Linked DNA regions of Mus musculus: region 2 is linked to region 1. The links are chromatin loops, found by intact Hi-C in ENCODE. Cell type or tissue: heart. All regions are shown on one strand. Each heading gives the region's core, and the rest is flanking DNA. Links, peaks and the distances in the headings are about the cores only. Region 1 overlaps Gm46382. Region 2 overlaps Akt1 (thymoma viral proto-oncogene 1).

The links. Hi-C counts contacts between places; a loop is a spot of excess contacts. Peaks named below come from ENCODE experiments on the same cell type or tissue, not always from the same donor. Only the 100,000 strongest peaks of a DNase experiment are listed, where the experiment ranks them.
Region 2: it touches region 1 in a loop (4-fold over the local background); 33 of 42 quality-filtered maps call a loop at or near these places.

Annotation. Positions count from the first base shown.
Region 1 is chr12:112,702,656-112,711,954 of GRCm38, forward strand. It overlaps Gm46382, which reads right to left. Exons shown (of 2, transcript XM_017315329.2): 2 at 9,294-9,299. Among named protein-coding and RNA genes, the nearest start is that of Gm46382, 15 kb to the right of the region's middle. In heart, for the core only: a CTCF peak has its summit at 4,544 (motif pointing left); a DNase peak (open chromatin) is centred at 4,526; H3K4me3 peaks cover 865 bases; H3K27ac peaks cover 563 bases; H3K27me3 peaks cover 2,903 bases.
Region 2 is chr12:112,649,134-112,658,432 of GRCm38, forward strand. It overlaps Akt1 (thymoma viral proto-oncogene 1), which reads right to left. Exons shown (of 14, transcript NM_009652.3): 7 at 9,265-9,299; 8 at 8,534-8,602; 9 at 8,135-8,260; 10 at 7,935-8,063; 11 at 7,644-7,858; 12 at 7,369-7,456; 13 at 5,994-6,096; 14 at 4,688-5,644. The coding sequence ends at 5,565. Siva1 (SIVA1, apoptosis-inducing factor) reads left to right here. Exons shown (of 4, transcript NM_013929.2): 4 at 1-19. Among named protein-coding and RNA genes, the nearest start is that of Mir6939, 5.6 kb to the right of the region's middle. In heart, for the core only: a CTCF peak has its summit at 4,199 (motif pointing right); DNase peaks (open chromatin) are centred at 439, 4,208, 4,533 and 7,247; H3K27ac peaks cover 3,054 bases.

The DNA.
Region 1 (9,299 bases), core at 731-8,730:
TAGTTCTCCTTACATCTACCAGCCAAGCAAACTTCTTAGTGGTAAAGCTTGATCCATGTCCACACAGGCACTCCAATGGGTATGTAGTGACAATTTTGGAATTTTGGTTTCTTTCAAAACACAAAAATATTCTAAGAATCTAAGAATTTTCATATCCCAGGTGTGGGGACATGGGCTGCTTCAGGCTGTCCACAGCTGCTGACTGGTTTGCCCAGTGCTCTAGCAGGGGCGTGGTTTTGCCTGCTACAGATAGTTTTTGCAAGCGTGTGACATTTGAAACTTTGGGGACATTTAAGAGGGTATATAAATGAGTCCCAAGAGGCAGTGTGGGTTGTTGATTGGTTGGTGGTGGTCGCTGTTTGTTAAGTAGTCATAGAAGAGGAGGGGAAAGAGGAGGAGGAGGAGAGAGAGGAGGAAATTAGATATCTGATGGTGAAGATCAAACTTCCCGGACTCCCCCCAGGAACTTGGTGTCCTTAATCAACCCAGCAGGAAGTAATCTAATGATAACACTGCCTCCTTTCCCCTCCATTCTTCTTTCTCTCCTATCTAGTGATAGGGGATTGGAAGGGTGGAAGAAAAGGTTGCAAGGAAGAAGAACCCACAAAGTAGCAACACAGGTGCTACACAGTGGCTACATGGGTGCACTTACAAGAACACACAGCCTGTGCAGAGATCTCCCCTTAGTTTGACTTTACAAGAGCCTGACTCACAGGCTCCAACCAACACAGAGCAGTAGACTCATGTGTCCATGAGCACTTGGCTCATAGAGACTCCGCTCATGGGAGGCTGAGACCCTCATGTGGGGCAACCATGCCACCAGACAGAAGAACTGGTAAGGTCAAAGCAGATTTAAAAACCCCAGTAAATCTCAAAATTGAGAACAGCAGGCATTAGAGTCAGCTCCTGGCCAGACTATTGGTCCTGAAACATGTGACCACGACACACCACTAAGGGGACCATGACAACAGTCACCTAAACAGCACAAAAAACTAGAGTTCTCCATGCTAATGAGATGTCTAGATAGGCCCGAGTGTTTAGGCAACGAGCTTCCCTTCCTGGGCATCCCTTCCTGCAAAAGGTGTTCAATCTCTGGTCCACCCTGAGTAAGACTTATGCATTTTCTTTTTTTCTTTTTCTTTTCTTTTTTTTTTTTTTCTTTTTTTTGGTTTTTCGAGACAGGGTTTCTCTGTATAGCTCTGGCTGTCCTGGAACTCACTCTGTAGACCAGGCTGGCCTCGAACTCAGAAATCCGCCTGCCTCTGCCTCCCGAGTGCTGGGATTAAAGGCGTGTGCCACCACGCCCGGCTGACCTATGCATTTTCATCTGCCATGAATAATAGTTTGGATAAGCGAGGATTGTCTCCTTCATCAAAGACTGGGGAGGTCTTTGAAGAGCTGCACCCAGACCTCCCATAGATGGCCTCTCTTCCAGCCCCTCAGTACTTCTGGCACTCACTTGGAGATAAGCCAGATTCCACCCCATGGACCCTTGTTCCCAATTCCGTGAGGTCCCAGCAATGTCTGGGTGCACAGGAGAATGGGAACCCCTTTCTCAACTCCTCGAGTTTCCCACTGGCTCTGGGTACACAGGAGTTTGAGAAACACAGCACCCATCCCAGATCTCGCTGTTTCTCACCCAGAACAACATGGACTGGGGCCCCTATCCTAGACTGCACTCTGCCTTCCCAGAGCGACATTCAGGCAGTGCTCTGGCTCCCAACATCATGGCAGACCCGTGGCCTGTCGCCCCAGCACTCTGCCTTCCCAGGGCGGCACATCAGAGGTGTTCGGACACTCTCATTGTTGGCTGAGAGGTAGCAGAGGCTCTCTGGGCCTACGGAAAGCAAGTGTGCACAGCCGCAATCCAAGGGAAGGCCAGACACATCACAAGGCTTCGTCCCACGGTCAAGGCCACCATAGTTACTGATGCAGTGCTATGATCCGATATCTGACAGAAGCCACTTAGTAGAGGAAAGTTTGACTTTGTTCACAGACTTGGAGGGTTCAGTCCCTGAGGTAGTGAAGGCATGATGGGGCAGATTAGATCATGATGGAGGGAGGGATCGAAGAGGCTGCTCCCATTAAGGGCTATGGAGCAGAGGACAGGATGTACAACCTCCAGGATCCCCCCCCCAATGTCCTGTTGTTCTCAACCTGTGGGTTGCAGGGGAAAGGGGGAACGAACCGCCCCTTCACAAGGGTTGATCACATATCCGATATCCTGCATATCAGATATTTACATGACAATTCACTACAGTAGCAAATTTACAGTTATGAAGTAGCAACAACAAAACTAACTTAATGGTCGGGGGTCACCTCCGCATGAGGAACTGTATTAAAGAGTCACACAGCATTGGGAAGGTTGAGAACCACTGCTGTGTTCCTCACGCTGCACCTCAGTTCCACATCGGTTCCACAGCCTCATGAACGGTCCAAGCCCGTGGGGAGCACTTCCAGATCAAATGATAACATTGGCTCTGTGTACCTGGGGGCTGAAAGCTGATAGTGTCATGCATGTCCCCCAATGCCCCGATTCCTTCTCAGGAAGTCCCCTGGCCTTGGCCTTGGGACTTGCTCAAACAATGCAAAAGCCGGCTGCACAGTTGTACCCAGCCTGCATCTCTTACCTAGGACACGAGGGACAAAGGGTTATCACCACTATGGGGGTGAACAGCAACAGCTTCACTACCCAGATGACCCTGAATTCTCAAACCTGCCTTTCAGCACGTTCTGCCACCTCTGAAGGAACAAGCACCTTTACTGTCACACACAGTGACTGTCTGTGTCCCACTGTCCCTTCAGCAAGGTCACTGGGCCACCACCAGATGTTAACAACCCAGTCCCCAGGGCTGGAGAGATGGCTCAGCAGTTAAGAGCACTGGCTGCTCTTCCAGAGGTCCTGAGTTCAATTCCCAGCAACCACATGGTAGCTTACAACCATCTGTAATGGGGACTCGATGCCCTCTTCTGGTGTGTCTGAAGACAGTGACAGTGTACTCACATACATGAAATAAATAAATCTTAAAAAAAAAAAAGCCAACCCAGTCCTCCAAACCCATTCAGAAGATCTTTCTCCTGGGGCTCCTTCTGCACCCCAGGGCTAGCCAATGGGTACTTCTGGGAAGCAGTGTCCACCACAGACACTGGGGGCATTGTAGAGCTGTACTGCCTGGAGGTGTGATTAGATGGGTGAATGGAAGAGTGGATGGTCAGAGGGTAGATGAATGGATGGGCGGGAGAATGGCAAGAAGCATTCATTACTCAATGGCCCATTTTGCCTGTTCCCTACACAGTTTGCTAATCAATGAAGCTAGGAGTTTTGCAAAATAGTAACAGTTTATTCCTGAGTTGGCCAAACATGCTGCAGAGAGACTTACCAGGTGACAGATCAAGGTTCCTTCAGTGGAATCACTAGTAGTCACCTAAAAGCAAATAAGTAAGACTGGAAGGTGGCTCATCGGTTAGGAGCACTGCCTGCTCTTACAGAGAACTAGCTAGAATTCTATTCCTAGCACCCATGTGGCAATTCACAACCACCTGGAAGTCACCCTGGACCCTTCTGCAAGCACCATGCATGTCCGTGGTCCACATACATACACATGGGCAAACATTCACACACATAAATAAATATTAAGAAATAGTAATGAAAGCAAGCAACTAGCAGGTGCCATTGGGGAGCAAGAGCGGGTGGCTTACTCAAGCTTACCTTCCATCTCGGAAGGAAGAGAGGGAAGGCTGCCAAGGTGTCTTCGTAGGTGGATGTCAGGGGTTGGTCATATGAAAACATACTCTTGTGACTGGGGACTGGCTAGGGATGCTGCTGGAGCACAGAATGTGGGAGGCTTGGGTGGGATAGGCTGTCCAGACAATGTGGGTAAGGAGGTTTTGTACCTGTGGGTTGGAGCCGCGACTGCTGTGTTGGCAGAGGTGTTTAAGGAACTGTTGTAGGTGTCTTGCCAAGTGTGTTTGGAGTATATTGGAGTAGCTCATTTGGGGACTGAATAATTCCAGAAGGCCCTGGGCCCTGCTGGATAGGACTCATGAAGCAAGCAGATTTCTCTGGTCTAATTAAAAGTCAACGTTGTGTCAGCTGCTAACGGTGAGAGCATAGAGGGATAGTGTGGCTCCTGGGGACTTTCCAGCAAAAGGCCACAGACATGAATCCTGTCTGTGTGGTTTGATGTTGGCGCAGCACAGCAAGGTGGCCACATCCTCAAAGTGGCAGGATCTCACCAGGCTTCTAACCTCCTACTGCCTGGAGGAGAACATGGGCCAGCCAGAAGGCTCTCGAGGGGGTGTGGCCGCCTCGCAGGACTTCGCAAAAGGGGAGGTGCTATGGTCAAGGTTCGCCGTGAGCAAAAGGTTTTGTCCAGTTATGCGCCTGAGACATTGGATGGGATACCAGTTTATCTCAGTCCTGTCCAGTCGAAGCTCTAGCCAGGATCCTAACACAGAAAACCCTCTGCAGACCTAGCACATCCCTGCTCCGCGCCTTGCCCGAGTCCCAGTGGCCAGCGCGACCCCTGGCGGCGATACGGTGCAATTGCGCCACGCCCAGAGCTCTCTTTCTTTTGGATGGTGCTCCCCCTAGCTCCCTACAGTCTCCTCTCCAGTACTTCTCTCATGCACCCCTACTGTCTCGAGGGCCGCACTCTAGGGAGAATGTGAACGCCAATGAAATCTGCATTGGTCTGACGGCTCGAGAGACCCTGAGCACCCCGGACTCCGAAAGCGATAAGTTAGAATAGCAGCAGATGCCTGAGAGGGGGTTTGCGGAAGCTGAGGGGCTCGGAGCAGAGATAAGTCCTCACCTGAGGGGAATAACAGCATTAGCCAAGACCTGCTCTGCAGCAAGGAACCAAAGGGAGGGGACCGGATGAGGGACTGGAGGGAGGGGGGTCACCTAGAAGGTGGGAGCATCTTTATATTTCAAGCAGGACTGAGACTCAGCGAGGCTTTGCTTCAGAGAAGATCTTTGTACCCTCTGCAGAGAATATGAATCAGAGAGCAGGAGGCTGAGGAGTGCCGGGCCTGGTACTCCTCCCGGTGAAAGCCAGTGGCTATGGGAGGGAGGGTTGCTGTCAGGAGGCACTGTGAAACGGTGGCGGTGGCGCAGGGTGATCCTGCGTGGAGGGGGAGGGGACAGTAGGGAGGGAAGATGTCAGAGGGGAGGAACAGGAATTAACCTCGGACCAGCTCCCTGGTGGGAGATAAGGAACAGAGAGGGATCTGGGTGGGGTCTTGAGTTCAGGAGCTGTAAGTATAGACTGGAATGTGGGGCTACAGGTCATACCGCTTCTTATTTTAAAATTGCATTTGTTTGTTTGTTTGTTTTATTTGTAGGGGTAGGGTGGGTGTGCTGCGGCATATGTGTGAAGTTGGTCACCAGCACCCTTACACACTGACTGAGCTATCTTGCTGGATTCCCTTAGTTACTGTCGTATGCTGAAAAGACACCACGGCTAAGGAAACCTATAAAAGAAAACACTTAATTTGAGGCTTGCTCACAGTTTCAGAGGGTGAGTCCATGATGGTCTTGGAGGGAAGCAAGCAGGCAGGCAGGCAGGCAGGCAGGCAGGGTGCTAGAGAAATAGCTAAGCGCTTACATCCTGATCCGAAGTCCGAGGTGAAGACTGGGCCTTGAACCGACTTTTGAAACTCAAAGCCCACTACCAGTGACACACCTCTTTCAACAAGGCCACACCTCTCAATCCTTCCCCCCCCCCCCCCCCCGACAATTCTACCAACTAGGAACCAATTTTTCAAATATACCAGCCCGGGGGCGGGAGGAGGCAGCATTTTCATTCAAACTAACACACTGATCCATGCTCGCTGCTTGCTCTTTCTTCCTTCCTTCCTTTCTTCCTTCCTTCATTTCTTTCTTTCTTTCTTCCTTCCTTCCTACTTCCTCCTCCTCCCTTTCTTCTTCTTCTTCTTCTTCTTCTTCTTCTTCTTCTTCTTCTTCTTCTTCTTCTTCTTCTTCTTCTTCTTCTTCTTCTTCTTCCCTCTTCCTCCTCCTCCTCCTCCTCCTCTTCTTCTTCTTCTTCTTCTTCTTCTTCTTCTTCTTCTTCTTCTTCTTCTTCTTCTTCTTCTTCTTCTTCTTCTTCACAGGGTTTCTCTGTGTAACCCTGGCTGTCCTGGAACTCACGCCATCGACCAGGCTGGCCTCTAACTCAGAGATCTGCCTGCTTCTGCCTCTTGAGTGCTAGGATTACAGACATGCTCTACCACTGCTTGGAGCATACTGGTTCTTTGGAATATGTTTTTGATTTGGTTTGGGTTTTTTTTTTTCCCCCCGAGACGGGGTTTCTCTGTGTAGCCCTGGCTGTCCTGGAACTCACTTTGTAGACCAGGCTGGCCTCGAACTCAGAAATCCGCCTGCCTCTGTGGAATATGTTTCTTAATAGCACACAGACTGTGCTCAAACATTAAGCAGTACATAGCATCAGACACTTGTAGCTCTGGATCCCAAGGGAACTGGATCTGGAAGATCACTTGAGCCTAGGGATTCAGGGCTAGCCCCATGATTTTTAAAAGGTATCTTAGGAGCTAGGGTGATGGTTCAGCAAGTGTGTGCTTGCCACAGGAGCATCAGCACTGGGGGTCTGATCCCCAGCACGTACATAAAAGCTGAGTGGGTGTGGCAGCCCACCTGTGCACTGGAGACAGCGACTGAGGATCCCAGAAGCAGGGGATGACTAGACTAGCCAAATCAGAGCATTCTGGGTTCAAGTGAGAGACTCAGCCTCAGTATATGGAAGCAACTGAGGAAGACACCCAACAAACCAGGGGCCACACACACACATTCAAACACGCATATACACGCATGTACCCATACCACATATGCATACTAGAAAAAAGTATCTTAAGCTAGATATGGTAGTACACACATGTAATCCCAGCACTCAAGAGGCAGACAAAAGAGGGCATGGTGACACACACCTCTAGCCTCAGCACTTGGGAGGCAGAAGCAAGTGGGTCTCTGTGATTTTAAGGCCAGAATGGTATACACTGAGACCTCATCTCAATACAAAACATTTAAAAAATTTTGTTTCAATTAAAAAAAAATCCCTTTTTGTTCTAAAAAAAAAGCAATGTTTTCAAACTGGCTGGGAAGTTGGCTCAGCAGTTAAGAGTACTGGCTGCTCAGGATCCAAGTTCAGTTCCCAGCACCCCGTGCTGGCTGGCAGTGTCCTGTAACTCCTGCTCCAGGAGATCTGACGCCCTCTTCTGGTCTCTATGGAGACTTGCACATATGTGGCACATTAGACAGACAAGCAGGCACACATATGCACAAAATGTCTTAAGCAAAATGAGGGGAGGGCAGAGACTTGTCCCCACTCTTCCAGGGTCTACCATCTTTATCCTGATAATAAACGAGAAACTCTCTTTTCCTTGAACTCTCTGTTGACTCACTTCAGACTGTGGCAGAGAACTGTCCTGGGAGTGTCAAACCTCCATAGCGGAGCGGAGGGCACCCTAGAATCCAGACAAAGAGATGCTGCAAGCTTGGTGGGTGACAGGTTCCCTTCCCTGTGCTGTGGGGTCAGAGGACAGCCTCTCGTACAGAAGATCTTCACTCAGCCACCTAGGCTTAGGGCCCTGAAGGACACATAAGCTACTCTGCCCCGAGCCAGAGGCTTTAATATTTGCTTGGAGGTTCTAGGACCTATGGGATAGCCCAAACCCTTTAGCTGATGAAGTGTATGAAGCTCCAAACTGCAAGTCAGGCGGCAGAAGATGAAGCCTCCAGGACCCCAGAGGAGCCAAGTCAAGCTGCACTGTGCACACTTGGTTCAGCTAGAGATCTGTGCTCAGCATGAGTTCTTGCAATCACCGGAAAGAGTCTGAATGCCATGCCCCTGGCTCCACAGACACCTAAGGTGAAAACTTGTCCCTGCAGCTGTGGGGTTAAGTGGTACCAGGAGGTACTAGCAGCTGTGGGGTTAAGTGGTACCAGGAGGTACTAGCAGCTGTGGGGTTAAGTGGTACCAGGAGGTACTAGCCCCTGTGGGGTTAAGTGGTACCAGGAGGTACTAGCAGCTGTGGGGTTAAGTGGTACCAGGAGGTACTAGCCCCTGTGGGGTTAAGTGGTACCAGGAGGTACTAGCAGCTGTGGGGTTAAGTGGTACCAGGAGGAACTAGCAGCTGTGGGGTTAAGTGGTACTAGGAGGTACTAGCAGCTGTGGGGTTAAGTGGTACTAGGAGGTACTAGCAGGACCCTCAAGGGATTGCCATGAAAGTGGAAGGCAGACAAATCATGGGGTGAGAGAGCTGATGGTCTTACACTCCCAGAACCTTCCCGTCTATAGCCAAGAACTATCTTGTAGGTGGGTGTCAACCCCCCCATTGTTGGCATAATTTCACTGTGACCACACATATGCTCTTTAGTTCAGTCTTTTAGGGTTGGTCAAAACTTGCTTAATATTCAAGCCCTATCTCAGAGTTCGTCTGGCCTTCTTGCCCAGGGCCTACCCCTGATAGATGGCATGACCCCTGTGGCAGGTTCTGGCAAGCTCTGCCAGGGAGACTCTGCGCTATCTGGCTCGTGGTCTGCAGGTCTGCTGTGTGGAATGCCCCAAGGATAGACGTGATGACATATAATCTCCGTACGTGAGTGAAAGGGGGCAGAAATCTCACCTCGCTGCAGAGATGGGGCCTACACCAGTTCTCTAGGATTGGACAACGTCAGGAGGTTGAGTGTGCAGCTGAATCCTGTGGCTTTATAAGGAGACCAGCGTGGGCATTGGACCAGAGTATGTACATGTATGCTCCCTATCTCTTACCATGGGGTGGGGGCCAGGGCTACCTAAGGACTCGACATCAAGAAGCTACAAGATGAACCTAGAGATTTGACTTTCAAAACTGTGAGCCCAGATAAACCCCCTCTCTTTATAAAGCAGCCTGCCTTGGATATTTTATCATTGTAATACCCAGGAGGGACATGTGGTTACTCCTGGGCAAAATTATCCTCTCCTCAAATCTGCCACTCTAGAGAAGAGACCACATGGCCAGGAGTTGTGACTGCAAGGAGTGACAATCGCTTATTTTAAAATGTTAGATAAAATAGATAAATTAGGGCTGGTGGTGGCGTATGCCTTTAATCCCAGCACTCGGGAGGCAGAGGCAGGTGGATTTCTGAGTTCGAGGCCAGCCTGGTCTACAGAGTGAGTTCTAGGACAGCCAGGGCTACACAGAGAAACCCTGTCTCAAAACAAAACAAAACAAAACAAAACAAAACAAAACAAAGCAAAACAAAAAACAAAAAGAAAAAATAGATAAAATTTAAATATTAG
Region 2 (9,299 bases), core at 324-8,323, 54 kb before region 1:
TTTATATTTGCACAAGGACTCCCTCCCTTCCATCTGTTAACCGTTCTTAGGGTGGCAGTGACGGCTGCAGGGGCAAGCCCTCGCAGCAGCGTGCAGCTCAGCTGTCTTGGCATTGAGACCCCTGCTTATTACCCACATCTAACAGGCAAGCCAGACCCAGCAAGTTCCTTCCTGTCCTCCCTCAGCTGTAAGAGGAAGCAGCTGGACTCCAGGAGTCAGACTGCAGAATGGTCACCTGCGTGCTAGACAACCTCAGGCACTGAATTGCCACTGTCAGTCACATAGGCAGCCATCAATACCTACACTGCTGGGTTCCAGGTGATTTAATGAGCCCTTGTCCTCCAGGGGTTTGGCCCTGTGGAATGTCCTGTGTGGTTGTGACAGTCCTCACCATATCTTCAGAGGTAGTTTATGCAGGGCTCTAAGGAGTTCACAGGAGGTAACATGGCCTGGAAGATAATGGTGGGCCAGTCACTGCAGCCACCTGGGTCTCCTACTTACAAGTGGTTGGCTGGGTAGATAGGGCAGAGGTCTCCTTGTCCTGATCTCTAAGAACAACTACGGTTAGTTCCCATACATATCGAGGAGGTGCTGTCCTAGATGGGGTTGGTTCAAGTTTCCCTATACTACTGAAAAGTTGGCCCAGAGGCCCTACGTGAGCAGGAGGCTAGAGAGGGCTGAGGTGGGGAAAGGCCTTACGCACCTGGGAAGTTCCCTTATTGCTGTGGATAATGGGACTCTGGCTGGTTTTAAGTGTGGAAGCTGGTGGTCTGTAGGTAGTGACCAGGAGCTGGGCCCATTAGGGCCCAAGGTAGCAGTTAGCTGCTGTAGCCTTGCTGGGGGTGGGGCGGGGCAGGGCACCCAGATAGGCCAGCGACTGCGGCTCTGAAAATGGAATCTGGGGATCCTAACTGGAGTCTGTCTATTTGTCTGTCTATTTAATTTTCTTTGTGGCAAGGGCTCACTGTGTAGCCCTGGCTGTCCTTGAACTCAGAGATCCACCTGCCTCTGCCTCCTGAGTTTTGGAACTAAAGGCGTGCGCCACCACACCTGACTCGATTAGCTGGCTTGAAGCCACTAAGCCACTTGAGCTGGCTGTTGGTGGCCAAAGCAAACCCTGACCGTACCCCACACCCATCCCATGGCTTCTGGTGCTGTTTTATCCTGGCCTAGAGTCTTTGTACTATGAGCTTCTGCTGTAGCTAGCCCATCTCTGTCACCAGTGGGAATCATTGCCCAGTCCCCAACACCTTCAGGCTGCCCTCTCTCATAAACACCAGACTTTACCTCTCCTGCTTCCTGCCCCGCTGGGGGTTCAGTCTACCTCCCAGCATGCTCAACATGCTTTCTTTCACCTTAGACCTTCTTGGCTCCCTTCTTGGCTGGAGGCCCTTCCTCTGGGTGTTTGTATGTTCGTTTATGTCTCTCTGGGTTGGGCTCAGAAGCATCCTAGTCCTTACTGCACAGCCCTGTAGGCTTTTCTGATCCACCATAGAGAATACAGATGGATGCTTGTTATTCCTTCCAGCTGCCATGCAGATTCCTGAGAGCTGTGACGTAGCTTCAAATGACATCTTACATGTCACAGACTTGTAGTAATCTGCCCAGCATCCAGCCATGAGGTAGCGGGGAGTGTATTTGAGTGTGCATGTCAGTGTGGGGTGCATGCCTGAGTTTGCATGTGTGGAGCCAGCAATCTACTTGGTGTTGTTTGGGTTTTATTTGGTTTGTGGGTGGTTTGGCTTTTGAGGCTAGGCCCCATTTGGCCTGGAGCTCACGGATTAAGTTAAACTGTGGACAGCAAGCCTCAGGCCCCCCGCCCCGCGTCGGCCTCCCTAGCATTAGGAGTGTAAACCAATGCCACCGCTGTGCTTTGTAAATACAATTGTGGGGGCCAAACTTGGGGCATGCTTACATGGCAAGCATTTTGCCAACAGATGCCCCGGTCCCTAGCCAACTTTAAAAAAAGAACAAAGTACTTAGATATTGGACAGCACCCAGCGTCAGATGATAACCCCAGAGGGGATGAGATGAACCCAGGTTCTGCTGAGAACCCTGCCTGCTGAGCATCCACCTGTGGTGTGGGAGGAGATTGAGAGAGCTTGTGAAAAGGATCGAGAAGACTGGGGGATGAGAGCTAGGATAGCCAAAGTTTGCACAGCAGATTGCCAGTGGATCAAAGCATCCTTGATGGTGTTAATTAATCACGTTGTTGAGAGCAAGGGAGGGAACAAGAAGCAGTCCCCATTCCCAATAAAGAAGGGATATGGAAGCCGGGCGGTGGTGGTACACGCCTTTAATACACTTTGGTACACTTGGGAGGCAGAGGCAGGCAGATTTCTGAGTTCGAGGCCAGCCTGGTCTACAAAGTGAGTTCCAGGACAGCCAGGGCTACACAGAGAAACCCTGTCTCGAAAAAAACAAAACAAAACAAACAAAAAAGAAGGGATATGGGCAGGATCCTCACCACCATCTTCATGCTCCGTAGGTAGGCCTCCCTCTCCTAATGCAGACTGCCTGGCCTCTCCTTTGTGGTGAAAGCCATGCCTGACAAAGCCATTGTCACCATTACTGTTGCGTAGCAGTTTTCCATCTTGGAGAGCTCTTTAAGACACAGGATGGTGAGGGTGGGGCATGGTAGAACACTCCTGCAGGGAAGCTCCTTAAGCTCAGCAAGCAAACTTGAGGGCTTTAGGAAGTCCCTGAAACTGACCACATTCACTAGGGCTTCCCCTCCCAAACGTTCTCAGATCAGCTGAGCTGCCTCGAGGCTCAGATCACTTTCTAGCCTGTTCAGCTGCCTGTAGTTTGTTTTGGGGTATGCTTTTGTGAGCTGTCACCCATGCCTTGGCAATGCAGCTGTCTTCTGAGTCATCTCTGTTCCTGTAAACAACCTATATTCTCATATGCCACTGTCAAACTCACTGGTCCTCCAGGTCGGGCTTTGGTGGTATCTGTACTCTGCTGTCATTGGTTCCTTAGCTGGGGTGAATAGGTGTTTGCTCACATCTCTCTAGTGCTATACTACAAACACTTAACTATATCCTAGAACAGAACTCAAAAGGTCTTGTTTCAACTCGGTTCCCATAAGACAAATAGTAAACTTTGCTCCCTCCTTTCTTGGCCTTAGTGTAGGTCATTTCCCTAAATGGAAACTATAGTCATCAAGTGGCTACACACCTCATTCCCACCGATCTCCACCCTAGCAAGCACCATTCTACTTCCTGCCTTATGAATTACTTACCTCATTTAAGCTTACCAGACCCTACCATGGCCACAGGGTCTATCCCCTATCTGCTCTGGTGGTTCAGGCTAGGCCAGGCCTGTCTTCGGGGAGAGGGTACCACTTCCCAAGAGCATTCCCTAGATGTCCGCTCTCACCTACAATGATCATGTTGGGCAGCTTTCATGAGTAACAGTGGGCTCAGGAAGAGAGCTTTGCCCACCTCTGTGTTGAGGGCACAACTTCAGGGCTCCCTCCTCTGTACTAGAGACACATACCTGAGGGGTCTTGTGGAAAGAGCAGCCTGTAGCCGGCCCAGCCCTGGCTTTAGCTGTGTTTGTTTCTACGTTTCAGCCACTTTAGGTAAGATTTAGTGCTAAGTCTGAGGGCCACAGAAAGCACTACAGTCCTTATTTCCTTCCTTCCTCCTTCCCTCCCTCTCTTCCCTCCTGACTGGATCTTGCTACATTGACCTTGCTGGCCTTGAACTCAAGTGCTAGGACTAAAGGTGTTTACCCAGCCGGTGTTGTCTATAAATCTTACTTCAAAGTCAGTAAGTGCTGGGCAGTGGTGGCGCACGCCTTTAATCCTAGCACTTGGGAGGCAGAGGCAGGCAGATTTCTGAGTTCGAGGCCAGCCTGGTCTACAAAGTGAGTTCCAGGACAGCCAGGGCTATTCAGAGAAACCCTGTCTCTAAACAAACAAACAAACAAACCCAAAGTAGGCAATGCTGTGTACGGTTCCAGAGGGCTTGTGGTCATCTAGAGAAAATCTTTGGCTGTTATAGAAGTGGATATTCTTATTTTCCAGAGGTCCAGATCATCACCCACCCTAACTTTGCAGGAGTCAGACACCATCCCAGCAAGGCCACCAGCCACTAGGCTCTGTATATGTGTAGTCCATGCCTTAGGGGAGGCCATCTGGCTGGAGGCCTCTAAATGTTTTGCTGAGCAGTTGCTGTTGCTTGCTGCAGTTCCACCAGTAGTCACCAGGTGTCACCAGCAACATACTCAGTATATCTTGGTGGCGGCTTGGACTCAGGATCGCAGACACTCTAGAGTGACCTTGGTTCCTGTCACCTCTGTCCAGACCCAGAACAGTCCCCAGTTCTGTTCAGTCACAGATGTGCTATGTCACCTCAACCAAAGCCTCCTGAGCCTTTTTGAACTGTATCGCCAGCGCATTATCCTTCCTGGTATCAGGGCCTGGCTTATTGCTCTGCCAGACACACGACAGCTGGGGCTGGCAGGTGTCTTAGATGGCCAGGGAGGGTCACTGCAAGAGTAGACTCCAGAGACAGTCAAGATCCTCCCACTTCTGTCAGGAGTGTCCTGCCATGAGGACGACATCCCCTGGAGCCTCAGGGACCAGTTCCCAGGACCCACCCTGATGTGACCCCAGCCACACCCCTTCACCTCCCACCCACTAACAAGGCTGTGACGCTCCACACCAGAAAGCAAACCACAAGCTTGAAAAGCAATTTTTATTGAATTTGGAGGGACAGTTTCTTATTATAATAGTAAAAATGCTGAAGCTGAATGTTGTAAAAAACGACATGGTGCAGCAATGGCCAGCGTCTGGCCGGGAGGGGACAGGCCAGGGTGACGGACAGCGGGAGAGGGAAAGCATCTAAAAGGACAAGTGCTAGGAGAAGGGCTCACGTGAGGCAGGCGCTCCCAGGGTACCCGCTAAGAGCCACCACGCGGGAGCGGGTGCGGGAGGGCAGGGGCTCTCCTGTCACCAAGATTAAAATCCCCTAAATGTCTCTGAACAGCATGGGACACAGCAACAAACTGGATTCTTGTTCCTCTGTCAACCTCACTTGAGCCCTGGCCATCCCATCCAGCCCTAGGGCTGAAGCAGCTGTGACCTCTCCCCGCCCAGAGGGAGAGGGCCAGTTAGCATACCACAGGGGGGTGCTTCTGGTGCCTTCTTGCTGGACTTTGGCCCTGGACCCTAGAGACAGGTGGCGGCCAGGGTGGACAGGCCAATGGGGGCAGTGACGGGACCCACCCAGACCCATGAGCCCACATTGCACATGGTCGCGTCAGTCCTTAATAGTTTTCTACATGAATCTAATTGTTCTGGGCACTGAGGCCACATGTGTGGTCTCAAACTGGATGAAATAAATTAAGAAAAACCCCAGGATAGTTTTCCTCCTGACCTGGCTGGGAGGTAGGCTGCTGCCCACAGTAGAAACATCCTCCCCTGGTCCTGGAGGCTGGCAAGGTTCCTCCCCAGCGCATCCGAGAAACAAAACATCAGGTTCAGATGATCCATGCGGGGCTTCTGGACTCGGCAATGCAGAGGAGCGTGGAGCTGCCAGCCGCTGCCCCAGGCCTCAGGCTGTGCCACTGGCTGAGTAGGAGAACTGGGGGAAGTGCGGCCTCCGCTCACTGTCCACACACTCCATGCTGTCATCTGTGGGCCACAGGAGGGCTCAGACCATCTCTAGAAACAGCCCGCCCACCTGACACATGCCAGAGGATACAAGGGGGCCCTGTGAGGGGGCAGTGACTCTGGCCCTCAGAACACTCCCTCCCTCCCCGCCAAGCTGCTACCACCCTCCAAAGGGTTTGTTTGATTCTTTTAGTTTTGGGGCTGAGAGAGAGCTTAGTGGTTAAGAGCACTGGCTGCTCTGGTAGAGGACCCGGGTTCAGTTCCAGTGCCCACGTGGCTACTCACAACCACCTGTTAACTCCAGTTCCCCCCCAAAAAAAGCAGGAGTGCAAGCCAGACACTGAGGGGCCATGGAGTGGGGTGGCCTCACCTTGATCAGGCGGCGTGATGGTGATCATCTGAGCTGTGAACTCCTCATCGAAATACCTGGTGTCAGTCTCAGAGGTGACCTGGGGCTTGAAAGGTGGGCTCAGCTGAGGAGCAACAGAAGGCCTGGTTACTACTGGGTTCCAATCCCTCCATCCTCTCTGGGCAATACTGACCTTATCGGGTGGGCACTAGCACTAGGGAACAGCTCTAGGAGATGGAACTGGGTAGGGCAGTGTAGGCAGGGGAGAGCAAGCCCAGAGATGCCCAAAGTGACGAGAGGGTAGTGACTGCCCACCTCCAGGCAGTGGGAACTCCGTTCTCTGGTTGTCATTTCCCTTCTGAGTTTTTTTTTTTTTCTTCCCTTTCCATTTTTTGAAACTGGGGTTCTGTGTAGCCCTAGGAACTACCTCTGTAAACCAGGCTGGCCTCAAACTCAGAGATCCACCTGCTCCTGCCTCCCAGGTGCTGGGACTAAAGGCACACAGTGGCACCACCACAGCTGTGGCAGGACTCAAAGCAGTCTTCAGGTGAGCTCGCCTGCCTCACTGACAGCCCATGAAGAAGATAAGCTGCAGAGTGGTGTATGCACTGGAGGCTGCTAACATCCTTTTGGGTCTCACAGGCAAGGACCCTCAATTGCCATCCCTCCCAAATCTGGTGTGAGGGCAATGCGGACTTCATGGGATCTCTAGTTGAGTGTGGGCAGGAAAGGCATGCCATCCACACCCCCACATGCTGCTGGCCCCGTGTTATCTAGAAGGTACACTCAAGGCAGGGGGTAACAGGGCACCCAACACATCAAGGTAGAGTGTTGAGACCACCTGCTGTGTCCCTCATCAGCCTGGGCCAGGGGTACTTAGGAGCTGAAGAGAATCACACTTAGGGGTGAGTACAAGGGGCTCTGCTCTCTGCAGTGGCCTACACTGTGCCAGACGGGCAGGGGCCGTCCCAGAATGGGATTAGGCTCGCCCTAGAGTTGGAGACACCTAGACATTACCCCCCACCCTCGGCTAGCTTTCATCATAGGGCACATGAGGCGATCTCCAGGCAAAGGACAGGAGCAAGCAACAGGTGTAGGCAACAGGGGCACAATTGAGGGCCTGGAGAGGCCAGGTGACTGTGCGAGGTATGCAGGGCAGCATACTACCCTCTTCTGTGCGAGCGAGAAGGCTGTGCACAACCCTGTGGCTCTGTGGGGGCATGTGACTACACAAGGCTGTGGGCCCAGCATGCGTGTCTGAGCCAGCAAAAACAGGAGTGTTTGCATGTGTGCACACATGTGATCCAGAGATGGGCACAGTGGCCAGAGTGAGAGTGTTTATATGTATGCACACACGTATGTGATCCAGAGATGGGCACAGTGGCCAGATGCACACCTTCTTCTCATACACATCCTGCCACACGATGTTGGCAAAGAACCGGTGCTGCATGATCTCCTTGGCATCCTCGGAGCCCCCACCGAGCCTGTGGGTAGGAGACAGGTCCAGGGCTCAGACACTGCGTGCAAGGTGACAGGTCACGGGGATACTCGCAGGGTAGGGATACCCCTAGCTGCCTGACCACCCCACCCGACATGTGACTGAGACTGTGGCGGGTACAGTGGGCAGCAGCACTGTCTAGAGGCTGAGCCTGAAGCCCCGGCAGCCCTTACCTCTGTGTAGGGTCCTTCTTGAGCAGCCCGGAGAGCAGGGACTTGGCCTCAGGGCCGAGTGTGCGCGGGAAGCGGATCTCCTCCATGAGGATCAGCTCGAACAGCTTCTCGTGGTCCTGGTTGTAGAAGGGCAGGCGGCCACACATCATCTCGTACATGACCACGCCCAGCCCCCACCAGTCCACTGCACGGCCGTAGTCGTTGTCCTCCAGCACCTAGATGGGGGACTCTGTCAGCGTTGTGTCGGGGCGTGGGAGGATGTAAGGGAACACACAGGAAGTGGCAGAGCACCTCAGGGGCCAGGTACTCCGGCGTTCCGCAGAATGTCTTCATAGTGGCACCGTCCTTGATCCCCTCCTTGCACAGCCCGAAGTCCGTTATCTTGATGTGCCCGTCCTTGTCCAGCATGAGGTTCTCCAGCTGTGTGGGAAGGCGCTCAGTCAGTGAGGCCAGACCCCCCAGCCCCCACCCGCCCTGCTCCATAAGCACACCTTCAGGTCCCGGTACACCACGTTCTTCTCGGAGTGCAAGTAGTCCAGGGCAGACACAATCTCCGCACCATAGAAGCGGGCCCGGTCCTCGGAGAACACACGCTCTCGAGACAGGTGGAAGAAGAGCTGTGGGGTGGAGCGCGCTGAGGAAGGCCTGTGTGAGGGCCCGCCAACCCTTACCCACAGGCAGAGGGAAGGTTAGGAACTAGCCCCCAAAGAGAACTGGAGACTGCGAGACTCCAACTCAGCAGAAATAAGACATCCCCAAACGAGCAGCTACAGGCTCACATGGCCAGGGCTGGCAGCACCAGTGATCTGTACTACAGAGAGGGTTCAAAGCTCTCAGAGGGACAAGTTCACCCATCAAGTGCCCAGGTCTGAAGCTGCCTGTGGCCCTACCTCGCCCCCGTTGGCATACTCCATGACAAAGCAGAGGCGGTCGTGGGTCTGGAATGAGTACTTGAGGGCCTGGAATGGAAGCAGGGCAAGCCTAAGCACAGTGACACTGCCACCCCAAGATGGATCAGGGCACATCTTGGGTATCACCGTAGCCCAGGCTGGCCTAGAACTCAGCAGGGGCTACAGATGCAGGCCACATGCCAACTGGTAGATTTTAAGATGAGAGACACGAGGTCTAGGTTCAACTGCAGGGCAAGATGGCTTAGAAGTTAACTATACCAAGTTCTGGGGTTCCCAAGAGCCTCCAGATGGGGAGGTTGACACAACAGCTTATGAACTGGTGCACTGAGCCACCCCGGCACCTTTCCATCATGGACCACGGGTGGAATAAGCCCAAGATGCTGACTCTGGAACTCAATCAAGCTACTGTAACTGAGCTTCACTAACAATCAACCCTGAGGGACCAGCCTAGAAGACGGGTCTGAGAGGACTGCAGGGATGGAGAGCTGGGGCAACTCAAGGTCTCAGCAGAGTGAGAAGACGAGTCTCACTCCTGCCTCCTGCACACTACAGCTGGGGCATGACTGCAGCCCCGCCCTCCATCAGCCTACCTGATGCCCATGAAGCCCTTGCCCGTCCGTGTATGGGTGCAAAGGCAACAGTGTGGGAGTGACCCACTCTGGCCCACTCTTCCCTATCCCACAGGGGCCAGACTGATGGCCACTGCTTACCGTAAGGAAGGGATGCCTAGAGTTCTGCAGGACAC